Regions from separate parts of the Homo sapiens genome. Here region 2 is linked to region 1. Evidence: chromatin loops called from intact Hi-C (ENCODE). Cell type or tissue: prostate gland. All regions are shown on one strand. Each heading gives the region's core, and the rest is flanking DNA. Links, peaks and the distances in the headings are about the cores only.

Evidence for each region. Peaks named below come from ENCODE experiments on the same cell type or tissue, not always from the same donor. Only the 100,000 strongest peaks of a DNase experiment are listed, where the experiment ranks them.
Region 2: it touches region 1 in a loop (4-fold over the local background); 15 of 110 quality-filtered maps call a loop at or near these places.

Annotation. Positions count from the first base shown.
Region 1 is chr6:17,010,126-17,015,511 of GRCh38, reverse strand. No RefSeq gene overlaps it. Among named protein-coding and RNA genes, the nearest start is that of STMND1, 89 kb to the left of the region's middle. In prostate gland, for the core only: no CTCF peak of the experiment used is centred there; a DNase peak (open chromatin) is centred at 2,881; H3K27ac peaks cover 1,042 bases.
Region 2 is chr6:17,079,616-17,085,001 of GRCh38, reverse strand. No RefSeq gene overlaps it. Among named protein-coding and RNA genes, the nearest start is that of STMND1, 20 kb to the left of the region's middle. In prostate gland, for the core only: no CTCF peak of the experiment used is centred there; no DNase peak of the experiment used is centred there.

The DNA.
Region 1 (5,386 bases), core at 137-5,136:
TTTTTTTTCTCCTCCAGTGTGGGCAATATATTTTGCTGTAGGTGATTGGGTGTGTAGTGCACATATGAGCTGTAACTCTCACCTTAAAAATCTGTAGTTTCACTCCTAAGGCCTTTGAAACCACAAACCCACAGGGAGAAATGAGTAACTCCAGACAAGCTGCCTTGAGAGCTGTATCATTTATCACTTAAGTCTGAAGGAAAAAACTAAACCCATCCAAACAACAAACGGAAGAAACTGGACATACTGCTTTTAACACACGTGGGGAGGGTCTGTGGTTTCATTATTGAAGTCAGTGAGACCAAGAGTCCACCAATTCTGGTCAGACCTACAGTGAGTAGAGATCGTGTCTTTGCATTCCCGTTTGGGCTATGGCGCCAGATTGTCCAGAAGGAAAAAAAAGATGTTGTGATGCTTGTAGTTGCAGTGCAGTGGGAGACTATGGCAAGCGGATTGTGAGGTCAGGAGTTTGAGCCCAGCATGGTCAATACGGTGAAACCGTGTGTCAAATGAAAATACAGAAATTAGCTGGGTGGAGTGGTATGTGCCTGTAGTCCCAACTACTTGAGAGGCAGGTGAATTGCTTGAGGTTGGGAGGTGGAGGTTGCAGTGAGCTGAGATTACCATTGCACTCCAGCCTGGGCAACAGAGTGAGACTCCGTCTCAAAAAAAAAAAAAGTGTGAAGTTCTGAGGGTTTGATGTACAGCATGAATGGTGATACATTACTTCATTTGATTGTGGCAATCCTTGCACAATGCATATATGTCAAATAATTATGTTGTACACCTTAAATATGTTCAATTTTTGACAATTTTTTTTAAGCTTTGACATTAAAGAAAAAGTATGAAAAGGTGTCATCAGGGTTGTATTCCTTCTGGAGAATCTGCTTGCTTAACTTTGCTGGCTTATAGCAGCTTCCTGCACTTCACGGCCTTTTTTTTTTTTTTTTTTTTTTTTTTTTTTTGAGATAGGATGTCACACTGTTGCCTGGGTTGGAGTGCGGAGTGGAACCATCTCAGCTCAGTGCAATCTCTGCCTTCCGGGTTCAAGCAATTCTCCCACCTCAGACTCCCAAGTAGCTGAGATTATAGGTGCATTGCACCGCAACCAGCTAAGTTTTTGTATTTTTGGTGGAGACAGTTTCACTATGTTGCTCAGGCTGGTCTCAAACTCTTGAGCTTGAACGATCTGCCTGCCTTGGCCTCCCAAAGCATTTTCTTCCATCTTCTAAGCCACCAACATGACATCTTCAAATCTCTGTTGCCATCCTCGCATTTCCTTTTCTGACTCTGACCCTCCTGCGCCCTCTTAGAGGAACTCTTGTGATTTCATTATGCCCTTGGAGAACCCAAAATCTCAAGATCCTTAATCACATTCACAAAGTACCTTTTGTGATATAAGGTAACATTCACAGGTTCTGGGGACTGGGACATGGACATCTTCGGAGGGTCATCATTGACCTTTCCGTTTGTACCATAAGTACAAAGGGAAACAGTGTCACATAATAATTTCCTGTATGGCCAACTTTTTCTTGCCAATAGAAGGAAAGGAATTTGCTGATGCTGGTGTGAGTTCTTATTCTAACTCGCTAGATGTCATTCCAAATGCCTTTATCATTTTAAATACCAAATATATATGGCATTCCGAATGATGAGTAACAGGAGACTATAAATAGGCCTCAAAGGCTGGAAAGTCTTAACAACAGAGCAGGAAAGTCTAAAATTACTTAAAAATTATTAAAGTGCAGTCCCTTTGCTTAATTTTTTAAAAGTGTTAGGCCTTAGATGCTTAGGATAAAAAGCCATCACCATCTTGATATTCTCTCTACTTAAAGGAAATCCATGTCTTTTAAAATCAATGTCTTTAAAACCACTCATTCTTCATTAAATTGTTGATTTAACCAATCAGTGTCTACTGAGCACTCACAATGTGCTAGGCACTGCAGTGGGCACTGGGCATAATATTGACCAAAATCAATATGATTTCCGCCCTTATAAGCTTACAGTCTCGTGGGAGATAGGAAAAGCAAGGAAATTATTAGCACACTGTGCAATAAGCGTGTGATAGGAATGATTCTCACTGCCGTCCAGTTATACCCCAGTCTTAGTGCTGGGCACTGTCCCTTCCATTCCACCATTTCATTCCTGGGTGTCAGGGTCCCATCACCTTCTGTTGGAGGAAAAACTTAGGAGTATTCCAAGCGCTTGATAAATGGAAGGGAGCAGCAACCCACACATTTCAATGAGAAAGCAACAATTTACGTATTATAATGGAAACTGTCAAGGAGAAGATGCACCCTTTTGGGGTACTGTGTGGTATGCCCTAGAATGGCAATGAATGGTTAGCAGGCATTGGTTGGGCTTTAACATGAATCCTGGTGTTGTTCACTATACAGTTAGCGATTCTGATGCTTGCCCCACTGCTGTGTGTTTGTCCTGCTAGGTTGGCCTCTCATTCCCACTCCCACCTCCTCTAAGGCCATGCACTTCCCTCCCCCATCACGTTCCTGCTCCTCCACCCAATCTCCACTTACACGCAGGGTAGGGAGGGGAGGCTTCATTTTCTTTCATCCTCTTTCTTCTGTTATTTTTACGGTCTAAACTCTGTTCTCTGATTCCCTCAGGACATATCTTCAGATATTCAAAATCCTGTTTAGAAGTTTTTAAAAAAAGAAACACTGAACATTGACTGTTTCCTGCTTTTTAAATTCCTGCTTTAACAATCCTCCTTCTCCTCCAGGCAAAGTAGATGCCTCTGACAACGGAAAAGTCACGCAAGCACAAGGATGCTGGGAAAAGCAAAGCACAAAGGCTTATGTTTGGAGATATTATCAGGCGCTTACTGTTATGACAGGGGAAGTTCAGGATGCAAAGGGGCCAGAGGCACCGTCTCCAATCAGATCCCACAGGGCCTTGTAAGGAATGCTAAGAGAGCTGGTCTTCGCTGCGAGAGCGGTACAGAGCCACCTAATGGTCTTGAGCAGGGAGGTGTCAGGATCAGATTTTCAAGTTAGAATATCAGTTTGGTAGCAGTGTGGAGAACAAGGAGAGAAAAGACTCAGGGTACGGAGAGCAGCAAGAACACAGATGCATACTTGAAGTGAGAAATGAGCGTGGCTTGCACTGGGATAATAGAGCGGGTTTGGAAGGGACTGGATGCTTTTGTGAGACATTTAGGAAGTCCAGTGGGCAAAGCTTAGTGGCTGGTTGAATGTGGGACATGGAGAAAGAAGAGGGGTCAAGGATGATTTCCCGGCGATTCCTTGAGAATGACTGAACTTCTTATTTATGTGAGACAAGGAGCATGGGAAGATGAGCAGGTGGGGTGGAGGAGGGGAGCCAAGAGAGTGAGTCCAGCTTGAGGCGTGTTGAATCTGGACACTCAAGTGGAGAAGTTAAATAGGCAGTTGGATATCAGATCTGGGGCTCAGAAATGAAGTTTGGGCTGAAAATAGAGACTTGGGATTCATCAGGGTAAAGCTGATAATTACAGCTACGAGCAAGATTGAGAATATTTAGGGAAATATTTTGAAAATGAGGGCATATAAGGGGACCAAGTCAGGACCTTGAAGAATATTGGTATTTTAAAGATAGAGAGGGAAACAAGTCTGCCAGGGAACCTAAAATGGAACTGTAGGCAGAGAACCAGGAGAGTGGCACGTTGCAGACTGTAAGGAAAAATGTGTGTGTGTGTGTTTGTGTCGTTTAAATGGGTATGGTAAACAACAACAAAAGCTGTGGAGAAGTCAGGAAGGAAAGAATATTATGTACCAGCAAGGTTATTAAGCAGTTTCAGAACCTTAGTGGGGCAGAAATCAAATCACGGTGGTTTACAAACTGAAGGGGATTTAAGAAAATGAGATCATTGATCATTAGAGAAATGCAAATCAAAACCGCAATAAGATACCATCTCACACCAGTCAGAATGGCTATTACTAAAAAGTAAAAAAATAACAGATGCTGGTGAGGTGTGATGGCTCATGCCTGTAATCCCAGCACTTTGGGAGACTGAGGTGGCCAGATCACTTGAGGTCAGGAGTTGGAGACCAGCCTGGCCAGCATGGTGAAAACTCGTCTCTACTGAAAATACAAAAATTAGCCAGGCATAGTGGCACATGCCTGTAGTCACAGTTACTCGGGAGGCTGAGTCAGGAGAATCGCTTGAATCCGGGAGGCGGGCATTGCAGTGAGCCAAGACTGCCTCACTGCACTCCAGCCTGGGCAACAGAACGAGACTCCATCTCAAAACAAAACAAAAACAAACAAACAAAACAGATGCTGGTGAAGTTGTGGAGAAAAGGGAAGACTTAAACACTTTTGGTGGGAATGTAAATTAGTGCAACAGTTGTGGAAAGCAATGTAAGCAGCATGGCGATTCCTCAAGGAGCTAAAAGCAGAACTAAATTCCACCCAGCAAACCTATTACTGGGTCTATACCCAGAGGAATATAAATCATTCTACCATAAAGACACATGCATGCGAACATTGATTGCAACACTTCACAAGAGCAGAGACATGAAATCAACCTAAATGTCCATCAATGACAAATTGGATAAAGAAAATGTGGTACATATATATACCATGAAATACTATACAGCCATAAAAATGAAGAAGATCATGCTTCTGTGGGAACATGGATGGAGCTGGAGGCCATTATCCTTAGCAAATTAATGCAGGAACAGAAAACCGAATACCTCATGTTCTCACTTATAAGCGGGGGCTAAATGATGAGAACGCATGAACACAAAGAAGGGAACAGCAGACACTGGCGTCTACTTGAGGGTGGAGAGTGGGAGGAGGGAGAGGAGCAGAAAAGATAACTATTAGGTACTAGATTTAGTACCTGGATGATGAAATAAACTGTACAACAAACTCCCATGACATGAGTTCACCTATGTAACAAACCTTTACATGTACCCCCCAACCTAAAAGTTTTTTTAAAAAAGAAAGAAAATGGGATCAGTGAGGGGAGACAGATTTTTCCAGAAGTATGGCTGAAAACAGAAGGCAAGAGTCGGAGGGCAGGGGTGGGGTGTATAATTTAAAGTGGAAGGAACAAATATTTCTAAATGCTATTAGAATTTGAAAAAATCAATGGGCATTTCTAAGCTAAACAAATTTCAGATTATACTTTTCCCAACTATTAAATATCCAAAATAATTTGATTCATGAGTAAATTATGTAGCTAAGTTAAATAAAACCTTTCTTTTGACTGAAATAGCCAGAAAATAAAATGAAGTTAACTATGAGGTGTTTTTTAATTGGTCTAGTAATTTTGAATATATTATGTGTTAAAAGAATGAGACAGTATCATTTCAAAGAATTCTTTCTGTTAAGATGTAATATGAAAATATCTAACATTCTTGATTTTGCTTTCTAATTGTTC
Region 2 (5,386 bases), core at 270-5,269, 69 kb before region 1:
TTTTGGATGCCAAGAGACATCCATAAGGGGTTACAAGGCTGGAGCTCAGGAGGAAGGTATAGGCTAGAGATTCAATGTTAAGGATCATCAGCACAAAGCCCTTAGAATGGACGAGATTGCCTGGAAAAACAGCATAGAAAGAGAAGAAGAGAGGGCCAGCTACTCGGGAGACTGAGGCAGGAGAACTGCTTGAACCTGGGAGGTCAAGAAGGGAACAGAGACATGCAAAGGTGAAGGAGCTGCCTGATGTGTAAAAGAAAAACTAGGAGAATGTGGTTTCATGGAAGCCAAGAACAGATCTTTCACAAAGGAGGAGTCGTCGTCTGTGTCAAAAGTTGCTGAGTGATTATCTAAGATAAGGCCTGGAAAGGAGAATTGAATAAAGCAATGTAGAAGCCATTGGTTACCTTCCCAAGAGCACTTTCAGTTATGTGGTGGAAGTGGGAGCCAGATGAGAGGGTTCGAAGAGGAAATAGGCACACAGTACTCAAAAATAAATCACAGGTGGATTCAGGACTTATTTACAAATAAATGGAAGAATGTTTTCATGATTTTAGAGTAAGAAACAACTTCTGAATACATAAGAAAAGGACAAATCATAAAGCTAAGACTGATGAATTTGCCTACTTTTATATTAAGAATTTTGGTTTCTATTCAGTAGCACAATAGGGTGACTATAGTTAACAATAATTTGGCTGGGTGTGGTGACTCATGTGTAATCTCAGCACTTTGGGAGGCCGAGGTGGGCAGATCACTTGAGGTCAGGAGTTCGAGACGAGCCTGGCCCACCTGGGGAAACCTCATCTCTACAAAAACTGCAAAAATTACCTGGGCATGGTGGCATGCACCTGTAGTCCCAGCTACTTGGGAGACTGAGGCAGGAGGATCACTTGAGCCCAGGAGGTGGTGGTTGCAGTGAGCTGAGATCATGCTACTGCACTCCAGCCTGGATGACAGAGTGAGACCCTGTCTCAAAATAATAATAATAATAATAACTTCTCTATATTTAAAAATAACTAAAAGAGTAAAATTGGAATATTCCTAACACAAAGAAATGAAAAATGTTTGAGGAGATAGATACCCCAATTACTTCGATTTGATCCTTACATGTCGTACGCCTGCATCAAAATATCACATGTACCCCATAAATATATACAACTATTATGTACCCATAGTAATTAAAACTTTAAAAATAAAATTTTAAAGAAAGAATTTCTTTTTTATAAAGAAAGTGAAACACACAAGTTGATAATATGTATATTGGTGATCCTGCTATTCTACATCTCAGGATGGAAAGAAAATCTTGCCTGTATTCCTTGGAGACATGTATAAGGACGTTCATAGTAAATTGCTTAGAATGGCAAAAATGTAGAAAGAGTTCAAGTGACCAATCTCGAGAATTGATATGTAAATTGTGGTATAATTATTGAACCAAATGTTACGCAACAACACAACATGTAATTAAAGTAAATGAACCACATGGCTGCCTCTTACACATATAACATTGAACAAAAAATTCAATGTGCAGAAGATTACATGCTGTGTGTTCAGTTCCATAGAGTCCAAGAATATTATTTTAAAATATGACCATAAATATCCAAAGAGAAAGCTAAAAAAATGGAAAGTATTTGCCCTTGGTCAGCAGACTTGGACTTAGAGAGTAAGTAAGGGGACTATATTTTCAATAAATACTTTGTAGTAATATTTGAATTTTAAAAAATATATACATGGATTTTTAAAATACAAATGTGTGTATATATATGTATATATATATGTGTGTATATATATGTATATATATATGTGTGTGTGTGTGTATATATATATTTTGATTGTTTGTTTGAGGCAGGGTCTCACTGTTGCCCAGACTGGAGTGCAGTGGTACCATCACAGCTCACTGCAGACTCAAACTCCTGGGCTCAAGTTATCCTGCCTCAGACTTCCTTGTAGCTGGGATTATTGGTATGTACCACCACACTCGGCTAATTGTTAATGTTTTTGTAGAGATGGGGTCTTACTCTGTTGCCCAGGCTGGTCTTGAACTCAGCCTCAAGTGATCCTCCTCCTCAGCCTCCCGAAGTGTTGGGATTACAGGCGTGAGCCACTGTGCTTGGCCAGAAATAATTTTAAAAGTGAAGGGAGGTGAGGAAATGGAGGCTACATGAGGGACAGCTCTGAACAACTTTTAAAAATTTTAGATGACAATAATGAATTTTAAACATTTTTATTTAGAAACCAAGAATACATATAAAAGGGATTCAACCACAAAGGTCAAATAGATTTTTACAGTAAATCAGAATATTTTCAACGGGGGATGTTCTGATGACAAGATGTGGTTCCAGGATCTCCCCCAAATTCCTGGGCAAGCAACCTGTTTGCTCCTTTTTGCAGAGAGGGATACCCATGTGACAAAGTTTGGGAACTAATGACTTAGGCTATGGTGGGTGTGAGACTCACAAAGAAACCAAGCAGAGAATAGGAACCACATTTTTGGACTCCAAAGCATGTGATTTTTCTACCTTCCCACATAACATCTAACTCTTAAAGATTGCTCATTTCTGTGTTAGAATGTTCTATTAAAGCTACACTGTAAATGGTGTATACAATAATCAGGTATTTATTTTATCTAACAGACAATGGTGAATATGGCTCCGGAATTCTGACTATAAATAGAATCTTATTAAAGCCCGTGGCAATCTCTGCTCACCATTTGGCTGGTGGACTACTCCACTATTTTAGTCCTTTCTTTTGGTAAAATGCAGAGCTGTATAAATTGGACTGAAAATTGTACTAATTCTGGATTCTGTTTAGGGAAATACATTTGCATCTATATCATCCTTTCTGTTTGACAGATGAGTAAAAGGAGTCACAGAGGTGTTGCTTGCTCGAGATCCTAAAACTCACAAGCAGAAGCTGCTAGTTTCCTATTCTGTCAGAGTAAATGGTGCTACTATTTTTGGTTCAGTGTTCTTTTCCATTTCTGGTTATCGTGATCAGAGAGAGACAAATTCTACTTTGTTTCTAAGATACTCTCTGATCTCTTTCAGGCAACTCGCAAGCCACATATTGTCACAGGAACTCCCACATAGTAGGTTCCTTTGGTGGTGGTGACAGGTGGGGGGATTATATGATAAGGCCCCATGTAACAAAATAAATATAAAATATTACTCCAGACTCTGTGTGAGAAAATACAATGAAATCTGTGGACTTAACCCTTCTTTAATAACTTGTCAAAATCTGTTATCTCCTCAATGCTCTGCCCTTTGAAAAGAACCAGAGGGGAACGAATCTCATGGTAATGAGTAACATTCATTGAAAAAGCATTTAAAGGGTGTTTAAAGGGATAAAGATTATCTGAAGCATTTAGAAAAAACTAAAAATTCCATCTATATGCTAAAAAGGGTAATATGAAAATAGAGTCTAATAACAAAGTAGTAATCAGATTAGGGAGGAATTTGCCATTGACAGGAAATAAGAGACTTGGAGCTGGTGCTATTGCCATCCTAGGAAGGGGTTGGGTTTCACGGGTACAAAGGAGGTGCACGAAACCCCTGCAGTGACTCAGAAGACAAAAAGCAATTTGGGAGACAGTTATAGATAGATCCAGAGTTTTACATTGTATTTTTCAACTGAAGGGGAGTATTTTATAATGCAGGGAATATGCGTAGAATGTTACCAATTTACTCTTCTCCGCATCACCTACCACTGATCTGTTACTAACTATCCCTAAGTGCGAATAAAAGAAAATGAGCAATAAACAGGATCTTCAGAATAGGATCTATCTTCACTTTATAAGTGCTTGAATTCAGCATGCTCTTTTATGCATCCCCATCTTCATCCAGCCATCTCCTCTGCCGCCAACATCCATCCTTTATCCTTCTCCAACTGGCCGACTCTTATTTGTCTTGCAAAAGTCAGCCATGACACTTTCTCCCTGAAACTTTCTTGAATAGTCAGGCTTTTCCTGTCAGTGCTTTTTTTTTTTTGGCACCTTTTGTCCTATTTTCAGGGTCACTGTATTGCCATTGATCATGTAAGTGTCTGAGTGTTCCCTAGACTGTGAACCCCTTGAGGGCAGGGGCTGTTCTTCATCTATTTTCCCAGAGCCTCCACCCAAACATGTTTCAATATTAATATCTGCCAGTGGAGTCAACAGTGTCTGGAAGAGGAAGACTCAGGACATGCCTCTGTGAATGTGCCAAGGATTTACAAACACACCCTGGTCAACCTCATCATGAAAATTTAAGTAAGCAAAAGATTTCCCAGCTTGTGCTGGTACCTTACCAATTTTGAGAACACCCTCATTGTGGTTCATTGCATTTCAGCATAGACAAAAGACCTTAGAAACTGGGATAATTTGTTGCCAGGAAATTTTATTTCAATGAAAAGAAATGAGTCCAGAGTCGCTAAGGTACTGCCCTGCATTGCAACCCTTCCTACGCTGTTACCCCACTTTGCATCCATCCTTGCTGCTCCACTTCCTCATCTCTCCTCACACCATTGTTATCCTTTCTTCTGTTGTTCAACTCTCTCCAGCCATGGCCTCCACAGTAGGCTCTGGAATCACTGTTGGGGTCTCTAGATAGTCAAGGTGGCTTCCTTACCCTTGCTGATACTCCAGTGAAATTGTCGTCTGTGGACACCTCCTGCACAGCACCTTTTGCAACATTTCTATCTGGGAGAGACTTTTGCTGTCTCTTCCTTTGATTGGCGATGCCAAGCAGTTGCACAGTATCCCAGTGGTGCACTGGGGGATTGTATTATAGCTTGGAGGTTAAGTGTAAGGTCTCCAGTTAGACTGTCTTTATTTAAATCTACTACTTCCATTCACTAGCTGTGATACCTTGGATAAGCTAATTGTCTTAGATAGAGTTGCTATCTAAGTGGCTTGAACTTAGCTGCTACCTAAGTGGGTGGCTTGAACAATAGATATTTATTTAGCACAGTTCTGGCGTCTGGAAGTCCAATATCAAGGTGCCAGTTGATTTAGTTCCTGGTGCGAGATCTCTTTCTGGCTTGTGGACAGCTGTCCTGTCAATGTATCCTCACATGGCAGAGAGAGATCATCTGTCTTGTGTCTCTTTTTCTTCTTTTTTTTTAAGTTATACTTTAAGTTCTGGGATACATGTGCAGAACATGCAGGTTTGTTACATAGGTATGCATGTGCCATGGTGGTTTGCTGCACCCATCAACCCGTCATCTACATTAGGTATTTCTCCTAATGCTATCCCTCCCCTTGCCCCCCCACCCCTCAACAGGCCCCAGTGTGTGACGTTCCCCTCCCTGTGTCCACATGTTCTTGTTGTTCAACTCCCCCTTATGAGGGAGAACATGCGGTGTTTGGTTTTCTGTTCTTGTGTTAGTTTGCTGAGAATGATGGTTTCCAGCC